Linked DNA regions of Homo sapiens: all the other regions are linked to region 3. A link is a contact called in ENCODE Hi-C or POLR2A ChIA-PET data. All regions are on one chromosome and are shown on one strand. Each heading gives the region's core, a stretch centred on a gene start or an enhancer-like site at or near the end of the contact. The rest is flanking DNA. Distances are from core to core; before and after follow the strand shown.

The links. A loop is a pair of places that touch in the nucleus more often than their neighbours do. ChIA-PET counts read pairs that join two places held with the same protein, here RNA polymerase II (POLR2A). Pooled maps may share reads with other maps.
Region 1: a loop to region 3 is called in a map with no recorded cell type, with 3 times the contacts of the local background. The contact joins the promoter of DLGAP1-AS5 here to the promoter of DLGAP1 in region 3. A Hi-C loop is called at or near these places in 2 of 168 maps with a recorded cell type or tissue (A673 and GM12878), 8 of 37 single-sample maps with no recorded cell type and 3 of 50 pooled maps. POLR2A ChIA-PET finds 5 or more read pairs at or near these places in 1 of 52 experiments (GM12878).
Region 2: a loop to region 3 is called in a map of GM12878, with 4 times the contacts of the local background. The contact joins the enhancer-like site here to the promoter of DLGAP1 in region 3. A Hi-C loop is called at or near these places in 1 of 168 maps with a recorded cell type or tissue (GM12878), 13 of 37 single-sample maps with no recorded cell type and 5 of 50 pooled maps. POLR2A ChIA-PET finds 5 or more read pairs at or near these places in 2 of 52 experiments (GM12878 and H1).

What each region holds. Positions count from the first base shown.
Region 1 is chr18:4,262,841-4,267,144 of GRCh38, reverse strand. DLGAP1-AS5 (DLGAP1 antisense RNA 5) reads right to left here and starts at 2,543. Exons shown (of 3, transcript NR_036489.1): 1 at 2,244-2,543. All of the region lies in intron 1 of DLGAP1 (DLG associated protein 1), which reads left to right.
Region 2 is chr18:4,638,904-4,642,914 of GRCh38, reverse strand. No RefSeq gene overlaps it. Among named protein-coding and RNA genes, the nearest start is that of DLGAP1, 190 kb to the right of the region's middle. Within about 2 kb of position 2,519, at least 2 of the 41 ENCODE cell types and tissues checked have a DNase peak (open chromatin) inside an H3K27ac peak, as active enhancers do; they include GM12878, where a contact is called at or near this core.
Region 3 is chr18:4,453,961-4,458,254 of GRCh38, reverse strand. DLGAP1 (DLG associated protein 1) reads left to right here and starts at 2,948. Exons shown (of 13, transcript NM_004746.4): 1 at 2,948-3,249. RefSeq lists a silencer at 2,799-2,928.

The sequences.
Region 1 (4,304 bases), core at 1,294-3,793, 190 kb after region 3:
ATCAGGATATTGTGTTTGTGATAAGCTATTGTCATAAAATGTCCCAAACCAATACACAAACCTAATAAAAAGTCAGGCAGAAGAAAAAGAAAAGGCAAATAGTTGCAAAAGAGTAAGGTAAGAGTTGTTCAACTAAGGCAGCTATCAGTGGGTGGGTGAGCACATTAGTAAACTCAGCACCTGAGATGAGTGTATGGATATCAGACTTGATCAAAATGCCAAATTTATATAAAGATTACACTTGGAGTCTTTTATTTGCTTGTAAATGTTATCTAATGAGTTACTAAAAATTATACATATAGCCCATATGCTGATTTCAAAAATCATTTTAAAAAAATCACAGACAGCTTGTTTGCCCAGAATGCAGTTGATTTTTGATCATTGTTGTCATAAGACATGGATGTATGTAATCATCTGAAATTTACCCAAATATCATTGAGCTTTTAGTTTTGACTTTCCAGCAACTGGTGCACCTGGAGAAACTTGTGCTGTCTGCTGTCTTTAGATAGAAATTTGCTGGAAGTATGAAAGAGCAATTGAAATAATTATTTTTACTTTCTTGATCTCCTCTTGTTGCCTGCTAATCAGGGAAATAAAGAAAAAAGTGAACAGACAAATAAAGAAGCAAAGGTCCTCCCCAGTCAGCTCTGAAGATACCTATGCTCTGTGCTCCCCGTTGATCTAGCGAGGCCTTCAAAAATGATTTAGCCCACTAGGAGTTCTCCAGTTCTTAGGATAAGCATTTATGCCCAAATTGCCATTATAGTGATTTTCTGTGCTCTCTAGTCTGTGGCATTGTATTTTTATCATCCAAGCAAGTGATTAGTGGAATCTATTCATGCTTTATCTGTGGCAAACTCAAATTTACATTCTTTCCCAGCTTGAGGGCTGTATAGTTGGATGGAGTGTAGAGCTACTTATAAAGGGCCTGCAAGAAGAAGTGATGGAGGTTGGTTGGCTAATGGGTAGTTTTATTCAATATAATTTATTTTGAAAAATCAGCTAAATGAAAAGTAACTCCATGGTCAAAATGATCTTTTGTGTATCCTACAAATTTCAAATTCCATTATATCACTGAGATTAATAAACACACTATAAGAGCAAAATATCTTAAGAGAGTTCCTCATACTGAACTATTCAGTGTTAATTATATTAATAGTTGGGCATGGTGGGTGATGCCTGTAATCCTAGCACTTCTGGAGTCTGAGGAGGGAGGATCGCTTGAGCCAAGGAGTTCAAGACCAGCCTGGGCAGCATAGGGAAACCCTATCTCTCCAAAAAACAAAAAAAGTAGCCAGGTATGATGGCACACACCTGTGGTCCCAGCTACTGAGAAGGCGGAGGCAGGAAGATCAGTTGAGCCGGGGAGGTCAAGGCTGCAGTGAGACATGAGTGCACCATTGCAGTGCAGCCTGAGCAACAGTGAGACACTGAAGAGAGGAGGGAAGGAAGGAAGGAAGGAAGGAAGGAAGGAAGGAAGGGAGGGAGGGAGGGAGGGAGGGAAGGGGAGGGAGGGAAGGGGAGGGAGGGAAGGAAGGAAGGAAAGAAAGCAAAAGAAGAAACAAAGAAAAAGGAAAGGAAAGGAAGGAAGGAAGGAAGGGGAGGGAAGGAAGGAAGGAAAGAAAGAAAAAGAAGAAACAAAGAAAAAGGAAAGGAAAGGAAGGAAGGAAGGAAGGGGCTGGGTGCAGTGGCTCACACCTGTAATCCCAGCACTTTGGGGGGCCGAGGCAGGAGGATCACAAGGTCAGGAGGTTGAGACCATCATGGCTAACACAGTGAAACCCGGTCTCTACTAAAAATACAAAAAAATTAGCCAGGTGTGGTGGTGGTCGCCTGCAGTCCCAGCTATTCCAGAGGCTGAGGCAGGAGAATGGCGTGAACCTGGGAGGTGAAGCTTGCAGTGAGCCGAGATCGTGCCACTGCACTCCAGCCTGGGTGACAGAGGGAGACTCCGTCAAAAAGAAAGAAAGAGAGAAAGAAGGGAGGAAGAGAGGATGGGAGGGAGGGAGGAAAGGAAGGAAGGAAGGAAGGAAGGAAGGAAAAATTACATTAATATGATTAAGATTTACCGGAAATCTGTCATTATTTGAGAGAAAGAATTTTGTCTGATGCACAGAGAAAGGAAGGGGAGCCTGAGAAGTTCTAGGTGGGTATGTTTTGGCTAGGCAGGGGAGCACTGGAAAGCAAGTGAAAAGCACAAAAGGAAATTCAAAGGTAAGATTCAAAGATTCCAATCTTCCTACCTTCCTCATGGTTTTGCCGAGGGCTGTTTCAAAGGTTGGTGCACCTGGAGAAAGCCTTGCCATCTGCTCCCTTTGGACAGCCTCAAGTTTGCCTCTGCTGGAAGTGAGCTTCCAAAATTAGTCTGGAACATTAAAAACCTCGGTTTCCATTAATTCAGCTCAAGGTCCCCAAGGACTAGCATATTTAATCTAGATTTAGCTGATTAGCCTGCATTTCGCTGTGTAATTCCCATCCTTGGCTGCTAAAATGGGAGGAAAAAAGAGCAAGTGAAAGTAACAAGTCCTGTCGGGATTTGGCTCAAGGCAGGAGTTAGAGAAGCCAGGTGGCAGACTGCCTGGGAGGAAGTGCAGAGTGGGAACCAAGGGTGAGGCAGAGGTAGAGTGTAGAGTTGAAGGTCAGTGAAGGTGAAGAATGAGTCTTATGAAGTAGTTATTGATGCAAGGGCAGGAATCTAGCTACTGACAGATCATCAAGGATTAAGAGAAAATCTTACACAATACTTACCAGAGAACAATGACATTGAACTTTGTTCCTCTGACCGGATGTGGATCTCAAAATGTGAGTTCAGTGTGGGAGCCAAGCTAGCACATACATCTGCTGGCTTAGAGGAAGAGGATGGAGATGAGAAAAGCAAATGATTGCCTTGGAATGTTTAGAGCAAATGGATGCACTTTCCACATCTTCTCTTTCCCTCTCTATTTTTAGTTCAATATACAAGGATTTCTGTGGCTCCAAGAAATCTCAACATCCTTTTCCTAAAAATACAGGAAGCTCCTGGATGGACTTTATGAATTTTCCATTTTATAATTGATTTTGCCTCACCAACCCTGGTCCTACAGAACGTAATTTAACAAAGCACATATGACTTATTTATATTTATGAGAAGTTGTGGGAAAATATCTTCATATGTGATGCTTAAAGAAATGTTGACTTCAGAAAGACTATTTGCTTTCGTTATCATAATAGTTGAGCCAATATTAACCAAATTATTTTTAATGAGTAGGGAGTCATTCATTTTGAGAGAAAATGTTTATAAATCATATCTTCTCATTCATGTAGTTTAATGTTCTGAAGTAACTGAAATCTATCTAAAAGAAAAAACACATTAAAAAAATACAAAGATGATGTACAAAGAGCACCTATTGAATTTGATGGCAACTGCCCTTCCATAGGATATGCTGAAATGAACCAGAATTGATTAATTGCACATTTATCCATTTATTTTTCTTTTAAATATTGAAGTTCTGGGCACCAATTACCAAGATAAAGTGAGGAGGAGGACATAGGCCTTGCCTTTATTCAACTTAAACATTTAATGGAAGTATTTTTCATCTAGAATTTTCTTTATCCTCTTTGGCCATATTTGGTAGTAGATCAGATTTTAGGACTATTCATAAAGTCTTTTTGTATTTCTTAAATTATGCATTTTATTTAATATTTACTTAAAAATTATTTTAAAATATCACTTCAAACAAATTTTAATAAGAATTCATTTAAATGAATGGAAGAATTTTTTAAATCTCATATATGGGCATTTTTGGTAATTAAAAGCAATACGGAAAGATACCTACTCTGTTAGTTTTCTAGTCAGTAATATTATTTTACTTTGTATTGATAGTTGCAGAACCACTCAGTATGAAAATGCGTCCTGGTATAATAATAGAAGGCAGGCCCGGTACGGTGCCTCACACCTGTAATCCCAACACTTTGAGAGGCCGAGATGGGCAGATCACGAGGTCAAGAGATTGAGACCATCCTGGCCAACATGAAGAAACCCCATCTCTACTAAAAATACAAAAATTAGCTGGACGTGGTGGCACGTGCCTGTAGTCCCAGCTACTCCGGAGGCTTGAGGCAGGAGAATCGCTTGAACACGGGAGGCAGAGATTACACTGAGCCGAAATCACACCACTGCACTCTAGCCTAGTGACAGAGTGAGACTTCGTCTCAAAAAAAAAATAATAAAATAATAATAATAATAATAGAAGGCAATATTGTGAATACTTACCATGTTACACCTCTGTTCTTAGTGCTTTACAGGGGTGATCTCATTTAATCCT
Region 2 (4,011 bases), core at 1,270-3,769, 190 kb before region 3:
TAATTCTTTTTTTTTTAATCAGCCAGTCTTTGACAGACTAAATAACCTAATTCTAAAATTGATATTTAAGGAACATTTTTTTTCTGGATAGAATTTGCCTTTCTTTCTCACAAGTAAATACATGGGTTTAACAATGATTTTATGAATTTAGCATTGAAACATTCTCCAGGATCCAACCCTGGTCTTTGTTACATTGTATCATTTTGAATACCTTCCCAGTTCTCAAGACTATATATTTTAGATGCAAAGTTCCCATTCTTGTGAATACACTGCGCCTCAGGTGATTTTTCATTGCTTTCCAGGAAAGCTGTAAAAATTACTGAAGTTATTTTTGAGCCAAATAACACTTAAAGGCATCCTTCACATGTCTAAGTCACTCACATTTGTCACTGATTTCAGAGTTCCTTTTAGGTTAGGTCCATTCTGTTAGAATGTAGATGAACAAGAACAAAGTTGCATGGGCAAAGGTGAGAAGAAGGAAAAAGAACTGTCATTTAAATTGCTTTCTTAACCTACTGCTTGATAAATTCTCTTTTTTTTTTTTTTTGGAGTACAGTGTTGCTATCATACACCACTTACATTTTAGTCAGGGACTGAAATAAAAGAGTGAAGAGATCCCAGAATAGAGTGTGAGCCATTTTTTTGAAATGCCTTGGAGTAATTTTCATAATACCCTAGAACACAGCTTCACGGATGTTTTTGACATCTGGGATGACAGGAACCAGATAAAGATGCTTGCCTTTCAGACTTTGCTAAAGTGATTGCTTTCCCTAAAGGAAATCCCTAAGGAGATATCATCCTGGTAATGACCATAATGAGGTGCAGCACCCAATTACCCGAAACCATAGATTCTGAAGGGCTTGACTCTTCCTCTGCAGAGGCACTGCCAGCATCGGCTCAGCAGAATGGGAGACTTGAGCAGTGCATAACAAGCGCAATGGTTGTTACCATTGGCCATTCAGTCCTCTAGGCAGGGTGACAGCCACAAAGCAAGCTGTATTTATCATTGCTAGAATTAGTCCAAGCCTCCAGGGTTAGCTTGCTTCTGTTCTAACATTACCAGGGGTCAGCAGCTGCAGAAGCAGAGGGTCAATTTGCTAAGCCTTGTTTTTCTATCACGATGGCAGAGATAAATGCCATGAAGTACATGAATGAATTCTGGGGACTCCCCTTCTCAAGATCTTTCCTGCAGGCTTTATGCCAATTATATTCATTTGGCAAATAAGCAGCTCTGGAGAAAGATTCCGGTACTGTCAGGCAGTTTAGGACTACACTTATAGATCATTTAGCTAAATCTCTCATTTTGTGGGTGAGATGAAGAGCAGTTGTGTACCCTTGGCCAAGTCTGCATGACCTACTCTACGAAGAACCCGGATGGTTTAACTACCTAAATGAAAAAAAAAAAAAAAAAAAAATATATATATATATATATATATATATATATACCACACACTTTCTATGCTTTAGTGTGATTTTGGATGGCATGGGGCAGAGAGGGTGTCTCAGTCAGCTTGGGCTGTCATAACAAAATACCATAGAGTAGGTGGATTAAACAACAGGAATTCATTTCTCATGGTTTTGGAAGTTGAAAGTCCAAGATCAAGGGGCCAGAAGGGTCAGTGTCTGGTGAGGGCTCTTTTCTTAGGTAACAGACAGCTGCCTTCTTGTGTCCTCAGGCAGCTGGAGAGAGAAAGCAAGCTCTCTAGTGTTTCTTCTTTCTTATAAGGGCATTAATCCCTTCGTGGGGGCTCTACCCTCATGACCTTATCTAAAACGAATTACTTCTCAAAAATCCCATCTGCAAATACCATCACATTGGAGCTTAGAACTTCCACATATGAATTTGTTGGGGACATAATTCAGTCCATAGCAGGGGGAGAGGAACAGTTTCGGGACATGGGCCTCTCGGAAATGGACAGACCTGGGATGAAGAATCTTTGGATTATTACAAAGTGGTATGACAATGCTAGTTGGGTCAGGGGCTGCCAAGAGGGAGGAAACTATCCCAGGTAGTTTGACAACATGTAGGCAAAATTCATGATTTGATTTTGAACCTGACAGAAACCACTGCTCCACTTCACAGGGAACAGCAGGTGTACATGCAGCTGATGTCTGTCTGTGCTGGCACCTGCCTATGGTCACAGCTTTTTAATGGCATTGAAATTAGCAACTCTCTTCTTTCTGCATCCTGCTACATCTCCCAATATTGATTACCTTTAATTAAAATGGATATTAATTTCCTCTTAATATGACAATATCTCCAACTTATTTTATTCACCTTTCTCTCAACCTCATATAATACATGAAATGCTTTCTTTTCAGAGCTGTGCAGAATTCCCTGGAGGACAGCAACCAGTACCCCATTGTGCTAACCACAAAGGAACCCAATGAGGTAGCTGGTGGCTATGGTACAATTAGCATCAGCTAGGAATTCCCCTCGGGCTCCTTCCCTCCCTTTCATCTCCCTTTAATCTTTCTGTAGCTCCTGCCAATGGCCTTTTTTGGGGGGTCTATGTTTGCTCCTTCTCTGCCCTACTTTTTATCTCGTACACTGCAGTCAATGTTAGCACACTCTTATTTTCATTATTTGAAGCTGTCCAAGCATTCATATCTGGATTCAGTCTGGCATTTGAAAGAAATATAATGGTTTCCAAAGTCATGGTTATCATGTGATACAGATAGACATCTGCATATGCCAGGAATCTTAAAGACTACTCCTCAAATACATTTGTCATAATTTGTAGAAAATGTCACTGATAAGCATCTTCCAAACGTGCTTTTCTGGTTACTTGTAGCTTTTGTTATCGCTTATAATTCAGATAAGCTAGGTACTAGTTTATTTTGTGAAAGCGTAAGGATCCAGACAAAAAGTGTCATTGGTTTTAAGTTGTCCTGATGTTAATTCTACATACATCACTATAAACACTAGATTACCAATTTGTTCTTTTTGTGTCATTGTTAAAGTCTGCTCAATGACTCACCATGAAATCCCCTCAAAATTATCCAAATTTGGCTTCTTGGCTGTTTCCTTTTTGAGTTAAATAACCACCTAGGTCACTGCAAGTCTCTACTAATTATACACAAGAACATCTGTTCTTTAGTCAGACACAACTCCTCCCAGTTTGGCATTGACCACTCTCGTTTCGGGCTGCTTCTCTTGCATGGCAAGAGTCAGCTTATGCAAAGCATCATCACTGCTCCCACAATTAAGAATTGCCTGTGGCCGACCTCTTACTTGTGGGTCCCAGATAATTGTTAAAATGATAATAAACTCTCAACCAGTGAAGAACTGAGATAGAACATTAGATAGGACAGCTGGGAGTTCCCCTTGGGTTCCTCCCTCTCTTAATCTTTTTGTAGCTCCTGCCAGAGGAAACCAAATAAGATGCTGCCTGGAAAATGATCAATGTGGAGTCTGCAGAATAGCAGACTGATGCAATATAAAAAAGAGATAATTTCACAGCCTGTTTTTTAAAGTATAGTGATACTGGCTGTGGGGATGGCAGCATTTATTCATTCAATCAATATTTACTGAGTGTCCACCATCTGTTAGGCACGGGGCTAGGTGCTGAGAATAAAGCTGTGAAGAAACTAAAAAACAAAATAAAACAAATCCCAAAGAGCAGAGAATACTTCTCACTGTCAAATGTTTGTGGCATGCTTTTAGTACTACCCATAGAATTTGTGTTAAAATAGACTCTAGAGAACTCAAAGGCAAAGTAACAAAATGAAGGAAAGCACAGGCTGCTTGATTTTACGCTCTGTTGCTTACTATATGTAAATTTTGGGGCCTTACTTTCCTAATCTGCAAAATAAGGATATTAATTTGCGTGCCTCATAGAATCCTGTCATAATTGTGTCATAATTAAGCTAGTTAATACAGATAAGTATCCTAAATAGTGGCTGACATATAGTAAGTGTTCAATAAAATCAGGTAAAATCTAATTCAGAGATACGCTGTGATGAAAAGGATCCTATGCAATGTGTGAGTTCAATGGGAAAGATTGTCAT
Region 3 (4,294 bases), core at 1,699-4,198:
ACTAAAAACAAGCATACGAATAACAACAACGAAAAGAAGTGCTATCAGTTTTCCTTACACAATATCATTGTTTGTTTTCAAGTAACTATAAGAATTAGAATATAAATTTCATGGCCAAAGTACCAGATGTATATCATTTTTAAAAAATCTCAGCATCAAATCCTCCTTATTCATCACTCTCTGATTTTATTTTGAGGAATTACCTATCTTCAATTATGTATTCTTGTGGAAGTGTCATAAATCCAGGTGCCCACCCTCCATCCTGAAAGTCGAGAAATCAAACGTTTCTTCTTCCTGTCCTGGTATATATAGCCAGGGAGTCAGTGCCTCCATGAAGTTTGGCCAAGCAAATAAATACTCAACCCTGTGATTTTGAATCTTGATTCAGTAATGGAAGGTGAGAAAAATTTGGTATTTTCTCAAGTAGACTGTGCAGCACCAAACCAAACTGCTGTCTTTCCTGCTTCCTAGCCCATCGGTATTGCCTCAAATCCTGACTGTTTCCAAGACTGCTTTCCAGTCCTCTCTTTAATTCTGGAAGCTTTCAATATTTTTCTAATAAATTATTTTCACTTAAGTTAGCCAACTTTGGTTTCTGTCACCTACAGTCAGAAAAACCTAATAATAGCAATGTTACATCGATATTATTGTTGCTGGGTTAAATCTACCATAACAATTTTGTAAGAAAATTGATTTTCCACTTCAAGTAATTTTATTCACTGAATTCATCTAATTTGAGTTAGGGCCTGACAATGATACTGACCTTCTTATTTATGTGATGTCATTGGAAGAATCTATGGATTAAACGTGGTTAGATACCAGGATTAAGCTCTAGTATTCAATAGTACAGCAGAGGAACTATATAGTTTAATTTATTGTATATTTCAAAATAGCTAGAAGAGAAGAATTCTAATGTTCCCAATACGAAGAAAAGATAAATGAGGTGAGGGATATCCCAATTACCCTGATTTGATCATTATGCATTGTATATATATACCAAATTATTGTATCTACCTGCAAAATATGTGCAACTGTGATATATCAATTTAAAAATTAGAAAAGAAAATCTATTAATTAAACATATTTACAAATCTGGAAAGGCAAATTTTCCAAATTATGAAGGCTATTATCACATATCAGTATTTTGCCTTTTCAGGGAATCCGATTTGAAGTGTCCCTATAATAATTCTTTTTTTTTTTTTTTTTTGAGAGTCTCGCTCTGTCACCCCGGCTGGAGTGCAGTGGTGTGATCTCGGCTCACTGCAATCTCCACCTCCCGGGTTCAAGTGATTCTTATGTCTCAGCCTCCAGAGTAGCTGGGATTACAGGCGCCCACCACCAACCCAGCTAACTTTTGAATTTTTAGTAGAGATGGGTTTTCACCATGTTGGCCAGGCTGGTCTTGAACTCCTGACCTCAAGTGATCTGCCCATCTCGGCCTCCCAAAGTGCCAGGATTAGAGGTGTGAGCCACTGAGCTGGGCCCCTATAGTAATTCTTGAATTGTCTGAGAATATCTTTTAGATCATTGCTAAAGCGTCGGTGCTCATGATATTACAATGCTGAGAATTTACCTCCATTTAGTGGTTTCAGTAATTGTTATTTTCTTTAATGGAAAATCACTCAGTGAAATTGCAGGAAAGAGGTTATTTATCTGAGTCATATTTTTATGAAAACTGTTTTTCACTTCCTTGCATTTTTAGAAGTGTTGTCTTTAAAAGGATATTCTATTAATATTTATAATTAGACATCACACAAAACAGATGCTAAATCTTATGCTATAACTTCTGGATAAAATTACATAAAGATTATGTACTTTTTGGCATAATATTCCCTCAGGAAGCTGTAGAACAAAGGACATTCTCCATGAAGATGCCATTTCTTTTTTTAATAGAAGGAAATAATAAGGCAGTGATTAACCACGATTATTTTAACTACTGTAACGTTTGCAATTAAGTGGGCAGCGCAGGAGCTCAATAAATACTTAATTGATTTACTTTTTTCTCTCCTTGACCCACATCGCAATTCACCCACTCACGCCGCTATCCCTATTCTAACTTTGAAACCAAGTGGATTCTCTCTGTTTTCAGTTTGTGGAAGCGTGGTGCTCAGCCTGTGTGGAGGGGCCTGGCTTCCAAGTGTACTTGGGGTGGAACCTGGGGACTTTACCGAGGGCACAGGTCAGGAGATGAGATTCGTTTCGCTTTTTGAATTACCTTTTGGCCTGTACCAAGATGAACTGGTGGGATATATAGTGTCATCGAACCCGGGAGAGTTGTTGTGGAGGTGAGGAAACAGCTCTGAGGGATAACGGTTTGAAAGTAGTGGCGCTGGGGACGAACATGGGTCCCTGCGAGTCTGAGACTCTCTATTGCCCCCATCTCCTTGCTGCCGATTACTTCTTCAAAAATTCTCCTAGGGACCCTGAGGAGGGACGGGAGAGGTCAGCAAACCCTCTGTCCACCAACTTGATTTCCTGTGATACAAAGTGTCATGAGTTCTCCTGCTTTCCTCCCTTAAAAAAGACAAGATTAGGAACAACGGCTGGCAAGAGAGGAGGGGAAAGCTTAATTCTCCACAGATGCTGCGCAAGGGAACCAATGGGTCACGCCCACTCACGGGTGGCCGCCTCTCTGTTCCATCCCGGGGATGTTGGGCTTTCCCCTCGGTCCGGGGCGAGCGCACTTCCCACCCGGAGACTGAGCGGGCAGCACTCGCAGGCCAGGAGCGCGTTCCGGGAGGCGCCGGCGCCTCCCCGCGGCCTGGGCGCACGTGCCTGGGCTGGGGCCGGAGCCCGCGGTCGCGCCGCGCCGTAGTAGCTGGGGCGGGTGGGAGCGGCTGGCTCCGGGCCGCGGCCGCCGCCCGCCCGCCGGCTCCGGTGGTTGGGCGGAGGAAGCGCGGGACTCCTCCTCCCCACCGTATTAACATGCACCCAGGGGCGGGTCACCAGCCCAGCCTTGCAGCCCCAGCCCGCCGCGTCCCGGCGCTCAGCCTCCGCTCCAGAGGCGAGCGCTGCGCTTCGGGCGCCGCAATCTCCAGGACACGGCCTCGCGGACACCTTCCGCCTCGGGGAATCGGCAGCATAGGCGGCGCGAACGGCCGCCGCCGCCTCGGCTCCTCTCTCGAGTCCTTCCCGTCACCTCGCTGAGAGCCGGTCCTGGTCGCGGGGACATCTCTCTCCTTCCTCCGAGGCTCGTGGGACCAACGGACGGACGCAGCCAGCGAGGGCCGGACTGCGGGACGCGGCCAGGTAACGCCGGGCTGCGCCGCGGGGCTGGGGCGTGCGCGGCGGCGGCGGTCGCGGCGCGCTGGGTGGCTCCTGGCTGCTGCCTGCCGCGCGGTCGCCGCTTCCCTCGCCCGCGGAGGGGCTGCGGGCTGGGCTCCCCCGGCCGCTGGCTCGAGAGTCCGCGCTCCTTACCCTTTCAGCCGCCCGGGGTGCACTCCCGGGCCCTCCGGGTAACCTGGGATCTCGGGGGCGAGCGCGTCCTCTCCGGCCATGCGGTCCTCGCGGCTCCCCACGGGGACCCAGGCAGGGGAAGGATTTCTAATTGCGACAGGGTCCCGGAAGGGGGAGGGGAGGAGAACACCGGTCCCCTGTCCCGGTCATGTCCACCGGTCAAATTCGCACCCCCACCCCACCCCCGATGCACCTTGCAGGGGAGGAGGGGGCTGCTCCCCGCAGGGCTTTCTCGGCAGGCTCCTGGGTCGTTTGCAAAGCAAGTTGTTGCACTAGCTTTTTGGGTGACATTTTGGCATTGTGGAAAAGGACCAACTCCCCCGTGCGTTTGTAAGAGAAAGCCAAAGAAACAGAGACACAAAGACAGGCACAGAGAGAGAGAGAGAGAGAGAAATGGGGTCCAAGGAGGAGGTCACTGGAGAGTCGCCCCCTGCCCGCGGCCAAGGCCAATTCCCGGAGAATCGCGGGGCGGGCCGGGAGACCCGACATTCAGCGAATTGAATGAGCCGGGCTGGAACCAAGGCCAAACAGGGACCTCTCCTCTGGGCTGGGCGAGATAACACATTGCACTTTCATTGAGGGGCGGCTGCAGCTGGGAGAGGCACCTTCGGAGGGCCCGCGGCGATGAAGACCCTGCTTTCAGGACTTCGGCTGCTGCGCTTTTTGCGGAAGGCGCGCTGTCCCGGCCTCGCTGGGTGGCACCGGGAGGCCGTGGGAAGGGGTGGCCCGTGGCTCGGCTGCCGGCGCCGGAGACACTGAGTGCCTGTGTCCGAGTGCCGCGCTCGCCCCCGGCTGCAGGGCTTGCCTCCAGCCCGACCGTAGCGCTGCGGAATTTTCT